Regions from separate parts of the Homo sapiens genome. Here region 2 is linked to region 1. A link is a contact called in ENCODE Hi-C or POLR2A ChIA-PET data. All regions are on one chromosome and are shown on one strand. Each heading gives the region's core, a stretch centred on a gene start or an enhancer-like site at or near the end of the contact. The rest is flanking DNA. Distances are from core to core; before and after follow the strand shown. Region 1 holds the start of AKR1A1 (aldo-keto reductase family 1 member A1). Region 2 holds the start of LRRC41 (leucine rich repeat containing 41).

Region 1 (3,831 bases), core at 972-3,471:
AGAGTGCAATGGCACAATCTTGCCAAACGCAACCTCTGCCTCCTGGGTTCAAGTGATTCTTCTGCCTCAGCCTCCTGAGTAGCTGGGATTACAGGGATGTGCCACCTCACCTGGCTAATTTTGTATTTTTAGTAGAGATGGGGGTTCTCCATGTTGGTCAGGCTGGTCTCGAACTCCTCACCTCAGGTGATCTGCCTACCTCGGCCTCCCAAAGTGCTGGGATTACAGGCGTGAGCCACCATGCCTGGCCTATTTTATTTTTTTTTGAATACAGGCTGGAGTGCAGTGGCGCGATCTCAGCTCACTGCAACCTCCGCCTCCCTGGTTCAAGTGATTCTGTTGCCTCAGGCTCCCAAGTAGCTGGGATTACAGGCTCGCATCAATACATCCAGCTAATTTTTTTTTTTTTTTTTTTTTTTTTTTTTTTTTGAGGGGCAGTCTCGCTTTGTCAAGAGGCTAGAGTGCAGTGGCTCGATCTCGGCTCACTGAAACCTCCGCCTCCCGGGTTCAAGCGATTCTCCTGCCTCAGCGTCCTGAGTATCTGGGACTACAGGTGCGCGCCACGACGCCTAGCTGAATTTTTTTTTTTTTTTTTTTTGAGATGGAGTTTCACTCTTGTTGCCCAGGCTGGAGCGCAATGGCGCAATCTCAGCTCACCACAACCTCCGCCTCCCAGGTTCAAGCAATTCTCCTGCCTCAGCCTCCCGAGTAGCTGGGATTACAGGCATGTGCCACCACGCCCGGCTAATTTTGTATTTTTAATAGAGACGGGGATTCTCCATGTTGGTCAGGCTGGTCTCTAACTCCTGACCTCAGGTGATCCGCCTGCCTCGGCCTCCCAGAGTGCTGGAATTACAGGCGTGAGCCACCGCACCCGGCCAAGTCTGATTGTTTTTATGAGGATGGCCTGATACATTAGACATTTGGTCCACCAGGACATCACTTATGTTGGGGAGACAGTGGGGGATAACGGGGGTGGGGAAATGGGAAGAGTTGCTCTCAGGGAGTAAAGGTGTGGGGAAAAGCAGAGCCAAACCGAGATAACCCTGTGTCTTGCCCATCCCTGCCAAGGAAAACACATACATGCAAGACACCTCTCCACTCAAACAGCACAGACTATTTCAAATCGCAGATGTGTCATTTAATTAATACCTGTGTGACTTTGGGAAAATTATAAATAGCCTTAACCTTGCTGAGTCTGTCCAATCTGTAAAATGGATTATGAATACTTTCCTCACAGGCTTATGGTGTGCTGGTAATATCTTCCTCTGGATGGCAGTTACATTGCAAAAAATAATTTAAAAAAAAGAACTGTATACATTTAAGATTTATACATTTTCTTTCTTCCTGGATGTAGAATAGGAAAAAAAGAAAAAGAAAAAAAAAAAGACTGGTGTATTTTCTGTATATATGCTATACTACGATTTTTAAAAAGGCTTGTACGAAATAAAAGAATATTCCTTTTCGGCCAGGCGCAGTGGCTCACTCCTGTAATCCCAGCACTTTGGGAGTCCAGGGCGGGTGGATCACGAGGTCAGGAGTTCAAGACCAGCCTGGCCAAGATGGCGAAACCCCGTCTCTACTAAAAAATACAAAAAAATTAGCCAGGCGTGGTATCGGGCGCCTGTAATCCCAGCTACTCGGGAGGCTGAGGCAGAGAATTGCTTGAACCAGGGAGGCGGAGGTTGCAGTGAGCCAAGATCGCGCCACTGCACTCCAGCCTGGGCGAGAGCGAGATTCCGTCTCAAAAAAAAAAAAAAAAAAGGAATATTCCTTTTCCAGGATTATTATGAAGATTCAATAAAACCATGTTTATTAAGTGTTAAGCACAGTGCCTGGCACATAACGTGCTGGGCGGGGTCTATGGTCCAGACAGGGGGACCAGGCACTTTCCAGCGCCTGGATCTGCAGACGCGAGGTCTTCTGTATTCTGGCCAATCTTGGTGTTGCAGCTGCTCTCTGGGCCTCAGTTTGCTTGAACTAAATGTAACGGGGCCAACTTAGGTGAACTTTGGGAATCCAGCCAACCTGACTTTAGGGAGAGTATGGAGCCACGGATGGCATTGTGAATCCGGAGGGCCGACACCAGAAGAACCTGCAACGTGGCATCTGCTACCTTACTTCCCCCGGAAAAGCGCCTGCGGCGGCGCCTAGGCGCGCGGTGCAATGTGGGCCAGCAAAAGGCGAGGCTGGCCCCGCCCCTTGCACCGCCCACGTGGCCAGCGCCACCTGCCTCATTGTGCCCAGGAGTTCTCCAAACCCGCGCTGCGGAGTGAGTGACCAAGTTCCGGCCAGTTCGACCTCGAGGATCCAGAGGTGGAGACGGTACTACCTCCCAGCTCTGTTTTCCATCCCCTTCAGGTCCTTCCTCGGGAGGCGGCGAAGGCGGTCCACCCTGCGCGTGATCCTTTATGCCCGGCCCCTGCCCCTCCCTCCGGGTGGAACTTCCCCCTCACCGCCAGACTTAAGCTGAGGATCGTTGGATCTCTGGCGGGGTGCAGAACTGAGCCCAGGCCACAGTACCCTATTCACGCTCTGTGCTTGTGCCAAGGTGAGTTTCTCTTGCTGCTGGCCTATCTTTCTCCCGGAGGAGATGGCCTCGATTCTTTACTACTGAAATGTAAGCCCCTGGGGTTGAGTGGAGAGCGCAGAGCACTGGAGGGGACGAGACTTGGTTTCGGATTTGAGCTCTTCTTTTTCTCTGTATGATCTCTTGCTAACTTCCCAGTTTCTCTGAACCTGTTTCCTCAGCAATAAAATGAGGTCCTACATTAGAACTGTAGCAAGAATTGAGATAAAGCTTTGAAGGCGCACAGCGCATACTAGGTGATCTGCAAGTTTTAATTGCCATCTTTTTGTTTGCTCACCTATGTGCTTTTTCCAGCTGCTCCGGCTTTCTTATGCAGGTGCAGGGATAGTTCTCAGAAGTGGGGAGAAGTGGGGATAATTCTCTTACTTAGACACCTGCTTTGGGTCTGAGAAAGTCTGACATGTTATTCTGTTGCCCCAGAACTCTGTTAAAGTAAGACACAGATCTGAACCTTCACTGGATGAGGCTACTGTTAATTAACTCTTCCCCTTCAGATCGTTCATACTCAGGGCTGCAGGCCTGTTACTTTTCCAAGATCTGTTTCCTTATCTTTAATACAGGAGCAATCTCAGTATGATTCTATCTGGTCCACTGGGATTTTTTGCCGAGTATAGTAAAGTGCTTTGATATTCTCCAAGAGGATTCTTTTCAGGTTTTCCAACAGGTAAAGGAAGAAGGTGACAGAGGCAGCGACTTCCTCAAATGTCCTTCCAGCTGGCCAAACTCAACCTGTCAAGATCTCTCCCCCATAAGCTGTGTGTGTGTGGTGTGTGTATTGTGTACATTGTATGTATGTATGTATGTATGTATGTATGTATGTATGTATGGGACAGGTACTCTAGGAGTGAGGGGTTCAGGCAGATGACAGGCTCAGACCTCAAGGAGTAGCCAGGTTTGTGGGGGAAATTTATATATAAACAGAAAAATGTAGTGATGTGCACATGCTATCAGTACATGGAAGTAGCCATCCATTTATTTATTTATTTATTTTCTTTTTAGAGATGGATGGGGGTCTCTCGGTCTTTTGCCCATGCTGGAGTGTAGTGGTGGAATCCTTGCTCAGTGCAGCCTCAAACTTCTGGGCTCAAATAATCCTGCCACCTCAGCCTTTGGACTATAAACTACATGCCACTGTGCCCAGTTAATCTTTAAAATAAAAAAAAAAAAATTCCCCCTAGCAAGCAGACTCAGAAAGAAAAAAACAAATTTTTGTAGAGACAGTGTTTCCTTTTGTTGCCCAG
Region 2 (3,940 bases), core at 230-2,729, 750 kb after region 1:
TCCAGGCCCGGCCCTTTGGTCCCGGCCGCCTTCAGGCCTGGGGCCCCCGTTCACTCCCATTCAGCCCAAGGCCTCTTGGCGGCGCCGCGCCCCCTGCCACGGCAGCCCGGCAGTCCGGGATCCCCGGGCCGTCGCCCCGCTTGGGGCCTCCTTGGCCCTTCCCGCCTGTCCGTCATTCGAGCCTCCCTCGCTTGTTTAAGCCGCTCCGGGCCCCCCTCCACTCGCTCTCCGGTCCCTCCTCGCCGCTCGAGCCGATCCGAGTGGCCTCCGGCGCTCCCTGTCCTGCGGGTCGCACGGTCGCTCGGTCGCTTAGTCAGTTTGGCACCCGAGACCCCGGTTGTCGGTTCGCTCCCGTCAGCCCTGGGCCGTCAGACAGGCCGCGGCGCCCCGACCCTTTCGTTCGGCCTCTCCCCCTGCCCCATTCCCTCGCTCTCCAATCTGCTGTCCTCCCCTCCGCCCATCGGCTTGGCCTCCGGAATCTCGACCCCCGTGGCGTGTCAGGCAGATGCTGGAGCCCCGGGGCCATCAGTCAGGTTCGGTGGCCCCGGGCCTGGCCTGGCCTTGCCTTAGGCCGGGCCTCCTAACCTCGGCCCCTGCCCTAGGGCAGCCGGGCCATCGCTGCCCACCGGTTCGACATCCGAGACTCTCCTGCCCGGCCCAGCCGAGTGTCAGTTCGCGCGGCCCACAGCCGCAATCCAGCCTCAGTCGCCCGGGCCCAGCCTGCTTCGCTCCAGACCGGGCCTCCTGGCCTCGCCCCCCGCGCCCCCGAGCCAGGCCGCGGTGCGGGTCAGCCTGCCCATTTAGGTCTCCGTCTTTACTCTGTCCAGCCCTGTCAGTCACAAAATTCATTCTCCGATCCTACGAGCTGGCTTTCAGCGCCCCAGGCTGGGCCTTGCCCCGGGCCTCCCGGCCTCGCCCCCCGCGCCCCCCGGCCGCTGGGCCGCCCCTTGCTCTTAGCCAGAGGTAGCCCCTCACCCCGCGACTTACCCCACACCCCGCTCTCCAGAACCCCCATATGGGCGCTCACCGCCCGCCCGCACAGCTCGAACAGGGCGGGGGGAGCGTTGGGGCCCGAGGCCGAGCTCTTCGCTGGCGCCGCCTCCCGGGACGTGGCCTCCATGGTCGTTGCCGCCGCTACCTCACAGAACCAGCAACTCCGGGCGCGCCAGGCCTCGGGCGCCGCCATCTTGGGGAGGTGCGCGAGCCCGAGAGTGTCGCCCGCGGACCGCCATCTTGAAAAGGTCAGCAGTTAGGACGGCTCCATAAGCGATATGGGGAAGAATGTGAATTATTCTAAAGAAATTTCGAAGAAATTAGCACACTTTCCAAGTCTCTTAGGAGCTACTATTTTAGATAAACTCCTAGATCAATTATACTTGGGTGTGGTATGACTAAGGGGATGTTTCTTAGCAAAGCCTCCTCGGGTGCAAACATCAGCTACCCCTAACCTCTGCCTGCGGCTGGTAGTACATGCCAATCTGAGCATGTGTTCGCGACCACGATGAGTGTGCCGCACTTCCGGCCAGATCGCCGGATTTCCGCTGAGTGACCCTTACAAGTCCTTCTTGATCCTGAACTGGGTTAGGTGCCGCTGTTGCTGCTCGTGTTGAATCTAGAACCGTAGCCAGACATGGGACTGGAGGACGAGCAAAAGATGCTTACCGAATCCGGAGATCCTGAGGAGGTAAGGCAAGGCGATCCACTCGGCCCTCTTCTCTGCCCTGAAGCCCAGGACCTAGCCCGCCAAAACACGCACGGGGCCCTCTTAGCCCCCAGTTTACCCTCTAGGGTTTGCATAGTCGGGAGCTCTAGTTCCCTCGACCTTTCCCCAGAATTCGTCCGGTGACTTTGGACAGATAGATGACTAGTTTTTCTCTGGGCCTCGGCTTCTGCATTCTGTGAATGTAGTGAAGGTTTGAGAGCGAAAATGTTTTGTGGACTAAAGTCTTGTAAAAATATGACCTATGTTTGCAGTCAGTCAGATGTTCTGAAGCCCGCGTTTCACAGATTTGGGGAGCAAACAGACCGCCTTGCCCCAGCTCAGGTTAGGAATCCCTACCACATCTTCTATGGAGGTTCGGAAGACCTGGCCTTGTGTTCCTTTTCTTTGAGGAAGGTGTGTGTCTTTGGGGACAATGAAAGAATGTACGATGTGATTCTGTGATGGAAGAGGGAGCTCTTTCCCAGAGAAAGAGTGCTGCTATAATTATTGACTGCTTGCTATTCCAAGTGCTTTATATGCACTAATTAATTTTTTTTTTTTTTTTGAGATGGAATCTCGCTCTGTCGCCCAGGCTGGAGTGCAGTGGCGTGGTCTCGGCTCGCTGCAACCTCCGCCTCCTGGGTTCAAGCGATTCTCCTGCCTCAGCCTCCCAGGTAGCTGGGACTACAGGTGTCCGCCACCACGCCTGGCTAATTTTTGTGTTTTTAGTAGCGACGGGGGTTTCACTCTGTTGGCCAGGCTGATCTCGAACTCCTGACCTAGTGATCCGCCCACCCCGGCCTCCCAAAGTCCTGGGATTACAGGCGTGAGCCACCGCGCCCGGCCCTAATTCATTTCATCTACACACTATTCCTATGAAGTAAGTGTTGGGTACTATTAGTGCCATTTTTACAGATGAGGAAACAAGCATAGAGGTTAAATATCTTTTCTAAGGTCATGCAGCTACCAAATTGGTGCAGCCAGGAATTGCGGCCAAGCAGCGCGGTTCTAGAACCAGGACTCTTATCAATTTTGCGACACAGCTACTAGTTGTTTCTAATCTCATTTCCTGTCCGTCTGTTCTCTGGTCACTTGGGGGCAGCCATTCTGGGCTGTGGGTTCAGAATAATTGGAGACTTATTTATCCCTTAATTTTTCTAGTCTTATTATTTCTAAAAAGAAATAGAACCTGAGGCCGGGCGCAGTGGCTCACGCCTGTAATCCCAACACTTTAGGAGGACGGCCGAGGCAGACAGGTAGCATGAGTCCAGGAGTTGGACCAGCCTGGGCAACGTGGCGAAACCCCGTCTCTACAAAAAATATAAAAATTAGCCGGGCATGGTGGTGAACGCCTGTGGTCTCAACTGCTCGGGAGTTTGAGCCCAGGAAGTCCAGGCTGCAGTGAGCCGTGATCGTGTCACTGCACTCCAGCCGAGGCAACCCGAGTGAGACCCTGTCTCAAAAAAAAAAAAAAAAAAAAAAACTAAAGAAAGAAATGGAGCCTGCCTCAGAAAGGTCAGCAAGATCCACCGCTGCAATAGATGAGAAAAAGCAAGTAATTAAGCAGTCAGTTTTAAACTAGGGTATTCTGGCCGGGCGCGGTGGCTCATGCCTGTAATCCCAGCACTTTGGGAGGCCGAGGCGGGTGGATCGGGAGGCCGAGGCGGGTGGATCGGGAGGCCGAGGCGGGTGGATCAGGAGGTCAGGAGATCCAAACCATCCTGGCTAACATGGTGAAACCCCTTCTCTACTGAAAATACAAAAAATTAGCCGGGCGTGGCGGCGGGCGCCTGTAGTCCCAGCTACTCGAGAGGCTGAGGCAGAATGGCGTCAACCCGAGAGGCGAAGCTTGCAGTGAGCCAAGGTCGCGCCACTGCACTCCAGCCTGGGCGACAGAGCGAGACTCCGTCTCAAAATAAATAAATAAATAAATAAAATAAAATAAACTATGGTATTCTATGAGGAACCCATAATTTTTTTTTTTTGAGACGGAATCTTGCTCTGTCTCCCAGGCTGGAGTGCAGTGGCGTGATCCGGCTCACTGCAACCTCCGCTCCCGGGTTCAAGCGATTCTCTTTTGCCTCAGCCTCCTGAGTAGCTGAAATTACAGGCGCACGCCACCTAATTTTTGTATTTTTAGTAGAGACAGGGTTTCACCGTGTTAGCCAGGATGGTCTGGATCTGACCTCCTGATCCGCCCTCCTCGGCCTCCCAAAGTGCTGGGATTACAGGCCTGAG

The links. A loop is a pair of places that touch in the nucleus more often than their neighbours do. ChIA-PET counts read pairs that join two places held with the same protein, here RNA polymerase II (POLR2A). Pooled maps may share reads with other maps.
Region 2: a loop to region 1 is called in a pooled map, with 7 times the contacts of the local background. The contact joins the promoter of LRRC41 here to the promoter of AKR1A1 in region 1. A Hi-C loop is called at or near these places in 7 of 50 pooled maps. POLR2A ChIA-PET finds 5 or more read pairs at or near these places in 2 of 52 experiments (HEK293 and activated CD4-positive, alpha-beta T cell).

What each region holds. Positions count from the first base shown.
Region 1 is chr1:45,548,605-45,552,435 of GRCh38, forward strand. AKR1A1 (aldo-keto reductase family 1 member A1) reads left to right here and starts at 2,222. Exons shown (of 9, transcript NM_153326.3): 1 at 2,222-2,551. RefSeq lists enhancers at 1,905-1,964, 2,015-2,244, 2,475-2,694.
Region 2 is chr1:46,302,137-46,306,076 of GRCh38, forward strand. LRRC41 (leucine rich repeat containing 41) reads right to left here and starts at 1,480. Exons shown (of 10, transcript NM_006369.5): 1 at 988-1,480. The coding sequence starts at 1,186. UQCRH (ubiquinol-cytochrome c reductase hinge protein) reads left to right here and starts at 1,562. Exons shown (of 4, transcript NM_006004.4): 1 at 1,562-1,684. The coding sequence starts at 1,631. RefSeq lists silencers at 1-235, 266-335, 686-835, 866-915, 966-1,025 and enhancers at 1,016-1,415, 1,151-1,734, 1,735-2,316.